Linked DNA regions of Homo sapiens: region 2 is linked to region 1. A link is a loop called in an ENCODE intact Hi-C map of the cell type or tissue named here. Cell type or tissue: GM12878. All regions are shown on one strand. Each heading gives the region's core, and the rest is flanking DNA. Links, peaks and the distances in the headings are about the cores only.

What was found. Peaks named below come from ENCODE experiments on the same cell type or tissue, not always from the same donor. Only the 100,000 strongest peaks of a DNase experiment are listed, where the experiment ranks them.
Region 2: it touches region 1 in a loop (2.0-fold over the local background); 1 of 110 quality-filtered maps calls a loop at or near these places.

The regions. Positions count from the first base shown.
Region 1 is chr12:107,826,888-107,831,358 of GRCh38, forward strand. No RefSeq gene overlaps it. Among named protein-coding and RNA genes, the nearest start is that of ASCL4, 54 kb to the left of the region's middle. In GM12878, for the core only: no CTCF peak of the experiment used is centred there; a DNase peak (open chromatin) is centred at 2,594.
Region 2 is chr12:107,777,587-107,782,057 of GRCh38, forward strand. No RefSeq gene overlaps it. Among named protein-coding and RNA genes, the nearest start is that of ASCL4, 5.1 kb to the left of the region's middle. In GM12878, for the core only: no CTCF peak of the experiment used is centred there; a DNase peak (open chromatin) is centred at 2,055.

The DNA.
Region 1 (4,471 bases), core at 316-4,315:
TTTACACAGAGACATTCCATTTCCTAGGGACCAGCAGGAGACAGATGCCTTCCTCTTATCTCAACTGCAAAGAGGCTTTCCTCCTTTACTAATCCTCCTCAGCACAGACCTTTTACAGGTGTCAGGCTGGGGGATGGTCAGGTCTTTCCCTTCCTATGAGGCCATATCTCAGACTATCACATGAGAAGAAACCTTAGACAATACCTAGCTTTCCTAGGCAGAGGTCCCTGTGGCCTTCCGCAGTGTATTGTGTCCTTAAGTACTCGAGATTAAAGAGTGGTGATGACTTTTAACAAGCATACTGCCTTCAAGCATTTGTTTAACAAAGCACATCCTGCATGGCCTTAAATCTATTGAACCTTAAGTCAACACAGCACATGTCTCTGCGAGCACAAAGTTAAAGGTAAGGTTACAGATTAACAGCATCTCAAAGCAGAAGAATTTTTCTTAGTACAGAACAAAATGGAGTCTCTTATGTCTACTTCTTTCTACATAGACACAGTAACAGTATGATCTCTCTTTCTTTTCCCCACAAATATCTTGTTGGATATGCCATTCTTTAGCCTCATCTTGGAGGCCCCCTCAGTCAGACATACCTATATGGGTATAATATGTCCAACAAGCATTGGCCCCCCATTTCTCAGGGCAGTCAGATCAGATCATTTTTCCTTGGCGATATGTACGGCCATTGTGAGAACAGAGAGAAGCAGTTTTACAACATTTTGTTCTCATGTAAGTATACACGGCAAAAGATGTGGGTGCTTGGAAGGGGCTACCTAATCCCCAAGAGTTTCTGAGGGAATGCTGGTTGACTCCCCCAAGGGAGGCACACTGACATGGGGGGTGTGTTGCAGTTGGAGAAAGGGACATAAGTACGAAGAGGATGGCAGGAAACGTAAAAGGAGTCAAGACGTGTTGTAGGTGGAATGGTCGTAGGAAAGAGGAGGGAAAAAGGAGTAAATTGCTGTTAGAAGGAAGGACGATAGAAGAAGGGTTGATGTGATAACCTGATGTGATTAAGATTTTTGTCTCGGCTGGAGCTACAGTATATAATCCTACTGCAAAAAGTGTAGTTACTGTACTGCTTAATAATGTAATGAAGCAGTAGAAGGATTCCATTAAAGAGAGCAAGGGGAGATGTCAAAGATCAGTAGGTTTTCTACTTATCCTCCTTTAGGTAGAAAAAAGTTCCTTTTCAGGATTAACTGCAGGAGTTTTTCTGCTCAGAGGTTTTTCTTTCCGAAATATGAGATGCAGATCCTCTGGTGGCTGACAGGTGTATCGAGGCTGGTCTGGCTGACTTCGTGACTCCTGAGGTGATGATCCTACAAGTTCCTCAGGAGGTGTCCAAGGTTTGACTCAGGTGTGGTGAATCCAGGATTCCACTCCTACTACTTTAACTGCAGTGGGGGTAGAGAGGATTACTGAGTATGGTCCTTCCCATAAGGATCCATAGATGGAGACGTAGACAGGAGAGACTTGGCCAATACTAGATCTGATTGAAACAACTCTATTCCTTTTTCCCTGTCACACTTTTCAAGTAAAGTTTTAAGATTCTGTTGATATTTTGCCAGAGAAGTTATATCTTTGACTAAATTGGCCATTTCCTGATCAAGCAGGAGGTCATTTGTGAGAAAAGGCCATCCATATAGCATTTCATATGGACTGGGCCCCATTCTGTGAGGGGAGTTTCGAATTCTTAATAAGGCCATGGGCAAGAAAGTGGGCCATGGGAGATGAGTTTCTTGTGTTAGCTTTCTCAAATGCCTCTTAAGTGTTTCATTAGCCTTTTTGACTTTTCCTGAGGATTGTGGCCTTCAAGCACAGTGAATGTGATATTGTATTCCTAGTGCCTTGGAAATTCCTTGAGTTATTGTAGCTTTAAAAGCTGGTCCAGGCCGGGCGCGGTGGCTCACGCCTGTAATCCCAGCACTTTGGGAGGCCGAGGCGGGTGGATCATGAGGTCAGGAGATCGAGACCATCCTGGCTAACAAGGTGAAACCCCGTCTCTACTAAAAATACAAAAAATTAGCCGGGCGTGGTGGCGGGCGCCTGTAGTCCCAGCTACTCGGGAGGCTGAGGCAGGAGAATGGCGTGAACCCGGGAAGCGGAGCTTGCAGTGAGCCGAGATTGCGCCACTGCAGTCCGCAATCCGGCCTGGGCGACAGAGCGAGACTCCGTCTCAAAAAAAAAAAAAAAAAAAGCTGGTCCATTGTCACTCTGTAAGCTTTGGGGAAGTCCAAATCTAGGAATTATTTCATGAACTAAGACTTTAACCACCTCTTGGGTCTTTTCTGTTCTACAAGGGAAGGCTTCCACCCAATTTGTAAAGGTATCAACACAGACCAGTAAGTACTGAAATCCTCCTGACTTTGGCATATGGGTAAAATCTAACTGCCAGTCCTCTCCAGGATAATGTCCTGTTCTTTGTCTGCCTGGAGAGGCCTTATGATGGGCTAAGGGGTTATACTTCTGGCACACTTCACAGGCTTTCATTACTTGCCGGATGGTTTTGAGAGGTTTGACCCCATAAATAGGGATGTGGCCATCTTATGGGTACTTTCAATACCCACATGAAAAGTTTGGTGGAGAGTTTTAAGTATTTTCACTGGCTGGCTTCAGGTATGACCACCCTTCCTTCCTCTGTTGTTAGCCACCCTGAGGGGAGAAAACTATGTCCTTGTGAAAGTCCCCAATTCTGGTTCAGTTGGGGAATACTGGGGCTTAACTTCCTGGAGGGGGTTGCTCCATACCAGGGGTCCTTCCATGGGTATTTCTGGAGGAAAGTCCCGCCTGGCAGCAAGTTTGGCCTCAGCGTCTGCTTGGCGGTTTCCTCCTGCTTCCTCTCCTTCACCTTTTTATTTTTTATTTTTTTATACTTTAAGTTCTAGGGGACATGTGCACAACATGCAGGTCTGTTACATGTGTATACATGTGTCATGTTGGTGTGCTGCACACATTAACTTTCATTTACATTAGATAGATCTCCTAATGCTATCCCTCCCCCCTCCCCCCACCCCACGACAGGCCCCAGTGTGTGATGTTCCCCACCCTGTGTCCAGGTGTTCTCATTGTTCAATTCCCACCTATGAGTGAGAACATGCAGTGTTTGGTTTTCTGCCTTTGTGATAGTTTGGTCAGAATGATGGTTTCCAGCTTCATCCATGTCCATACAAAGGACATGAACTCATCCTTTTTTATGGCTGCATAGTATTCTATGGTGTATATGTGCCACACTTTCTTAATCCAGTCTATCTTTGTTGGACATTTGGGTTGGTTCCAAGTCTTTGCTATTGTGAATAGTGCCACAATAAACATATGTAAAGACAGGAGGATCCCTTGAGCCAAGGAGTTTGAGGGTGCAGTGAGCCATGATTGCACCACTGCAATCCAGACTGGGCCACAGAGCAGCATGCTGTCTCAAAAAAAAAAAAAAAAAGAAAAGAAAAGACTTTTGTAGTAAGGAACATTTAAAATTTGTGTGTGTTTGTGTGGGGGACACACTATAAATCAATTGACCCATTAAAATAATGGACTAGTAGTTAAAAATATATTGTTTAAAAGGACAAATAATAAGGCAATCATGATGTCTCATATGAAAATCAAGACTCAAGTTGACAAGTAAAACATTTAACACCCAATTAAACTCAACATCAGCAACGTTTAATTTCAGCAAAACATTATCTGTTACATTAAAATTGTTAATTTGTATTTTATTAATGTTATAGTTTTATTTGTATTTAGTTTGTAATTTTGTTTAGGTTGTATAAAAACATTGAATTTATAGCTAAATATTATAGAACATTATATTTGCATGTATCCAAGTAGCATTATTGAAAAACTCATTTGGATAAACATTGAGATTTTAGGAGTTCCTTTAAAAGAGTTCTGTACATAACTACATTTAAGAAACTCCCTCATGACAATTCCATGAGATAGTTACTATTATCCACATTTTGCAGATGAAGATACTGAGACTTAACAAAAATAAGTAAAATTGTCTACGGTTATGAGTGTAGCAAGATACCAGTGAAGCTGAAACTTGAACCCAGGTTTGCCTAAATTCAAAGTCTGTGCTGCCTCATTTACAGGGAAAGATGGTACTGGAGCCCCCGGAATAGGTGGTGTGAGGGCCTCTGAAGGTCAGAAGGCAACCTGGGCTTCCTGGTATTCAAAAGACAGGAACAAGTGTAAAAGAGGGGAAGAGGTCTCAGAAAGCAAGATGAGACATAGTTCTTGGCCAAGTGTCCTCCTGGCAGCCCACAGACACCTGAAGATTCAGTCATTCCTCTTCTACGAACCCCTGTGCTGGGGACTAAGGATACAGAGACAATAAGACTGTGCCTTCCTAGTCTTCAAAGAGTTAATGGTGTTGCTACTAACTTAGAGGATGTGTGCTCGAGAGAGGACTCATTTGAAAGTCTGCAAATTCCCAATGTTTACCCACTGCCCATGTTCACTGAAAGTTATT
Region 2 (4,471 bases), core at 311-4,310, 49 kb before region 1:
TCCTCTGGTAATGTTCTAGGATACATGCTTTGAACACTGAATCCATGTTAAAACATAGAATTGGCTGGGTGCAGTGGCTCACCCTGTAATCCCAGCACATTGGGAGGCAAAGGTAGATGGATCGCTTGAGCTCAGGAGTTTGAGACCAGCCCAGGTACTGGAAACCTTAACGTGGTTTTATTTAAAGCCCTGTTGAGAATGAGGCAATGATTTTGAGAAACCTTTTGGAAAAATAAAAATAAAACCATCTCTCAGCTGGGTGTGGTGGATCATGCGTGTAGTCCCAGCGCTTTGGGAGGCCAAGGTAGGAGGATTACTTGAGGCCAAGAGCATGAGACCAGCCCTTGGCAACATATAGAAACCTTGTACCTACAAAAATTAAAAAAATGTATCCGGGCTTGGTGGCACGCCTCTGTAGTCCCAACTGCTCAGGAGGGCGAGGTTGGAGGTTTCCTTGCACCCAGGTGTTTGAGGCTGCCGTAAGCCATGATCGTGCCTCTGCCTGCACTCCAGCCTGGGCAACAGAGTAAGACTACTATTTAAAAAAATAGTAATAATTAAATGAACTCCTTCCGCAATCATATAACTTTTTAAAAGAAGAAATCTTGCAGTTTTTCTGAGACCTTCCCCATGACTTACAGGAGGAGCACCAATCCGGGAATGAGACCTTTAAAAAGGTTTGACCTCTTTTCCGGCGAATGATCACTTCATTAACCCTAGAACAATTTGACTTTCAAAAGGAACAAAATAAATTTCCAGTGAATTTTGTGGAAGCAAGAATGGAGGGGAGTTTTATGGCAATGAAGCATTCATAAAAGGAGAAAGATTTTCATGTCCTTCAACATCTTCCCTTTTTTTATTTTTCCCACTCAGCCCAGACATATCCCTTGATCACACTTGATTGCTTTTAGAATACTCCCTGTGGTTGGCAACCTGAGTAATTGCTGCGACACCCCATCCCACCCCACCCCACCCCGAGCGTGCAAAGCAGGAGCTGCGTTGGGATGTGGCAGAGCGTGCCCTGGCCCTGGGGCTGGATCCAGCTCTTGCCACTCACTGACTTGGTGACTTTGAGCAAGTCCCTAACTGTTGTGTTCTCAGTTTTCTATGCTAGAACACATGAAGAGTGTCACATTATCTTTTAGACTCTTCCAGCTGGAAAATATCATGCATCCGACCTGTGCAAAGTCCGAGCTGAGGGAAGCAAATGTAATAAGACATGCCCACTTCCTGCCACACAGCACGGTGCTTTCTGTTCCTGTATTTCCCTCTTCCCACTAGAATGATCCAGCCCTGGGGCTGCGGCCTACTTTTTTTTTTCTTGCTGTTACCACGCCCAGTTAAAACAAAACAGCACAAAAAATCACCAAAAGCTTTATAAGTTTTTTATGGAATGGAACTTGAAGACTCTTTACAAGCTGGTAGGGAAATAGACCGGTTTTACCTCAATATGAGGAAAAAGGTATAAATGGTATAACTGATATCCAAAATGGAAGATATGCTATGAGGAACCAAAGAAAAGAGGGATTTGGTCCAGCCTCAAGTGAGAAGGGAGCAAGAAGGAAAGGCTTTGGTGGATGCAGTGTTTAGTAGGTAAGAATGGAACGAGAACTCCAGGCAGAGGGAATAAGAGGAACAAAGTTGCTGCAAAGACAGGAACTGTTTGGAGAGCGCAGAGAGGCTGAGTAATAGGAGACTGCATACAATGGCTGAGGCAGCTCTAGGGACATTGAAAGCCAGGCTAAAACAGCTTGGAGTTTATTTTTTAACCAATGGGGAACTACTGAAAAAAAAATTGAGGGAGGGTTTTGGAGAAGGTACGTGGTTAAGGATCATGGTACTCCGGTGGTAGGAAGCAGCGGACCAATAGGGTATTGCCATAATTAAGGGAGAGGAAACAAAGTAGGGGCCTGAACTCTGACAGTATCATTGGGAATGTGAAGGGAGGGATGGATTGACAAGTGGAACTGATAGGTCTTGGCAACTCAGAGGAGGGGGAGGGGATGAGGAAGAGGGAGAAGTTAAAGACAACTGTGGTTGAAATTGAGAACACAGAAAGAGAAGTGGATTTAAAATGTAAGAGTCTTGTTTTGGAGACGCTGAATGTAAAATACTGGTAGGCTACTCCTGCCCACAAGCAACTGAAAATGCTGAGGTTGAGGTAAAGAGAAAAGTCAAGCGTAGCTGTTTCTTTAAGAGCCACACACTTATGGGGAGTTATAGAAGTAGGTATGATCTCCACAGGAGAATGTTGATGAGAAAAAGAGAAGAATTGGGCATGGTGGCTCACACCTGTAATCCCAGCACTTTGGGAGCCTGAGGTAGGAGGATCACTTGAGCCAGGAGTTCAAGACCAGCCTGTGAAACATAAGGAGACTCCCCGCTGTCTACAAAAAATTAGCCAGGCAGGGTGGTGCATGCCTGTGGTCCTAGCTACTCGGGAGGCTGAGGTGGGAGGATCACCTGAGCCCAGGAGGTCGAGGCTGCAATAAGCCATGATCACACCACTGCATTCCAGCCTGGGCAACAGAGTGACACTGTGTCTCAAAAAATACATATAAATAAATAAATAAAGAGAAGAAAGCAGGGACAGGCCTGCGTTGAAGGTGTGTCAGAAGAAGAAATGTCTTTGAAGAGAGCTGAGAAATAGGAGCCAGAGAAGTTGGAAAGAGAATCAAGCTGGTATGAAATTGTGGCAATTAAATGAGGATATAATTGTATAAGAAAGAGGGAATGAGTGACAGCATCCTATGAATCAGAGGTGTCAGATGGTTGAAGTATGAGGGGATCTTATTGGGTTGAGCCCTTCACTCTGGCCCCAGTTTCTCTGCAATGTGCTGCGTGAGGCAGGGCCTGGATTGCTGTCCTGACTTTAGCACTGTCTATTGCTAGAGACCTCTGTAAGAGCAGAAATAGCACAGTGGATTGAAGAAATGAGAAGTGGAAGTCAACTTGAAGACTGCCTTTTCTGGATACTTCACAGTGAAGGGAGAAAGAGAGCTGGGCTGGTGTGACCCAAATGGAGGAAAAGATGGGATACCAAAGATACTTCTGAGCCTGAGGTCTTACAGGTAAACAGGTCTAGCTGATTCAGAGGCTCAGAGGTGACAAGGCTTCAAGGAGTCTGAAATTAGGTGGAGGTGAAGGTCTTAGGAATTGGAGAGATTAAATAACTGGGAGGGCAGAGGGTTGGAAGGTAATGCACTAAAACTAAGGTAGGTTTTTAAGTCATTGAAGAAGATGGAGCTGGTTCTGCCATTTGCAGACAGTGGAGATGAAAATGAGATGAGGGTTGTATGAAAAGTATACCTGTGTGGGTTTAATATTGTTCCTTGGGTGCTAACTAGTTTCAAAAGCATTAAGTTATCAGTTTTTAATGACTTGGTTAAAAAAATGAGACAGATCTTCTCCATAATGGCACATTTTAAATGATATTCATATTTATTTAGTAGTGTAAGGTTTTGTAACTATAAATATCTCCAGAAAGTTCTGCAGTGTTTATTTATTTATTTACTCATTTATTTATTTTTGAGACAGAGTTTCACTCTGTCACCCAGGCTAGAGTGCAGTGGCATGATCTCAGCTCACTGCAACCTCCGCCTCCTGGGTTCAAGCATTTCTCCCACCTCAGCCTCCTGAGTAGCTGGGACTACAGGTGCCCACCACCACACCCAGCTAATTTTTGTATTTTGGTAGAGATGGGGGTTTCGCTGTGTTAGCCAGGCTGGTCTCAAACTCCTGATCTCAAGTGATCCACCTGCCTCGACCTTCCAAAGTGCTGGGATTACAGGTATGAGCCACCACACCTGGCCTAGTGTTTATTATATGAGACTGTGATAATATATGCCACACACCTTGCCCAAGAATCTGGCAGCAAATAATAGGTGCTCAATAATTCATTTATTTCCTTTTGTCTGTGGCTTCTGGGGTAAAAAAATACACTGCTTATGTACAAAAACATCAACAAAGAAACCAATACGGAGTAAATGCAATAGATTAAAGGCTAGAGAGAAATAAATAGTACCTTACTTTCTTTCCTTTGTGGAATTTCTGGGGATGGGGGAAGAAGAATAAAAACTTGTCAAAGAAGAACAGGGTTTGGAGGAGAGTAGAACTGAGATGCCCTTCGGTCATCTAGATCTGAAGATATGGGGTCTGTGCCTTTCACAGAGCAGTTTTGGATCTGTGGGCAACAGAACTTCAAGCCTGGACCCTGGGACTTAATTCCTGTCCTCCTGACTCCAAGTGCTATAAGCCTGCAATGGACTGTATGTTTGTCCCCCTCCACCGCAAATGTGTATGTTGAAATCCTAACCCCCAATGTGATGGGGTCTTTGGGAGGTGATTAGGTCATGAGGTCATGGGGCTGGAGCCCTCATGAGTGGGATTAGTGCCCTTAAAAGGGACCCCTAGAGAGTTCTCTCATCCTCTTTGTGACATCTAAGGATACAATGAAAAGTCAGCAGTCTGC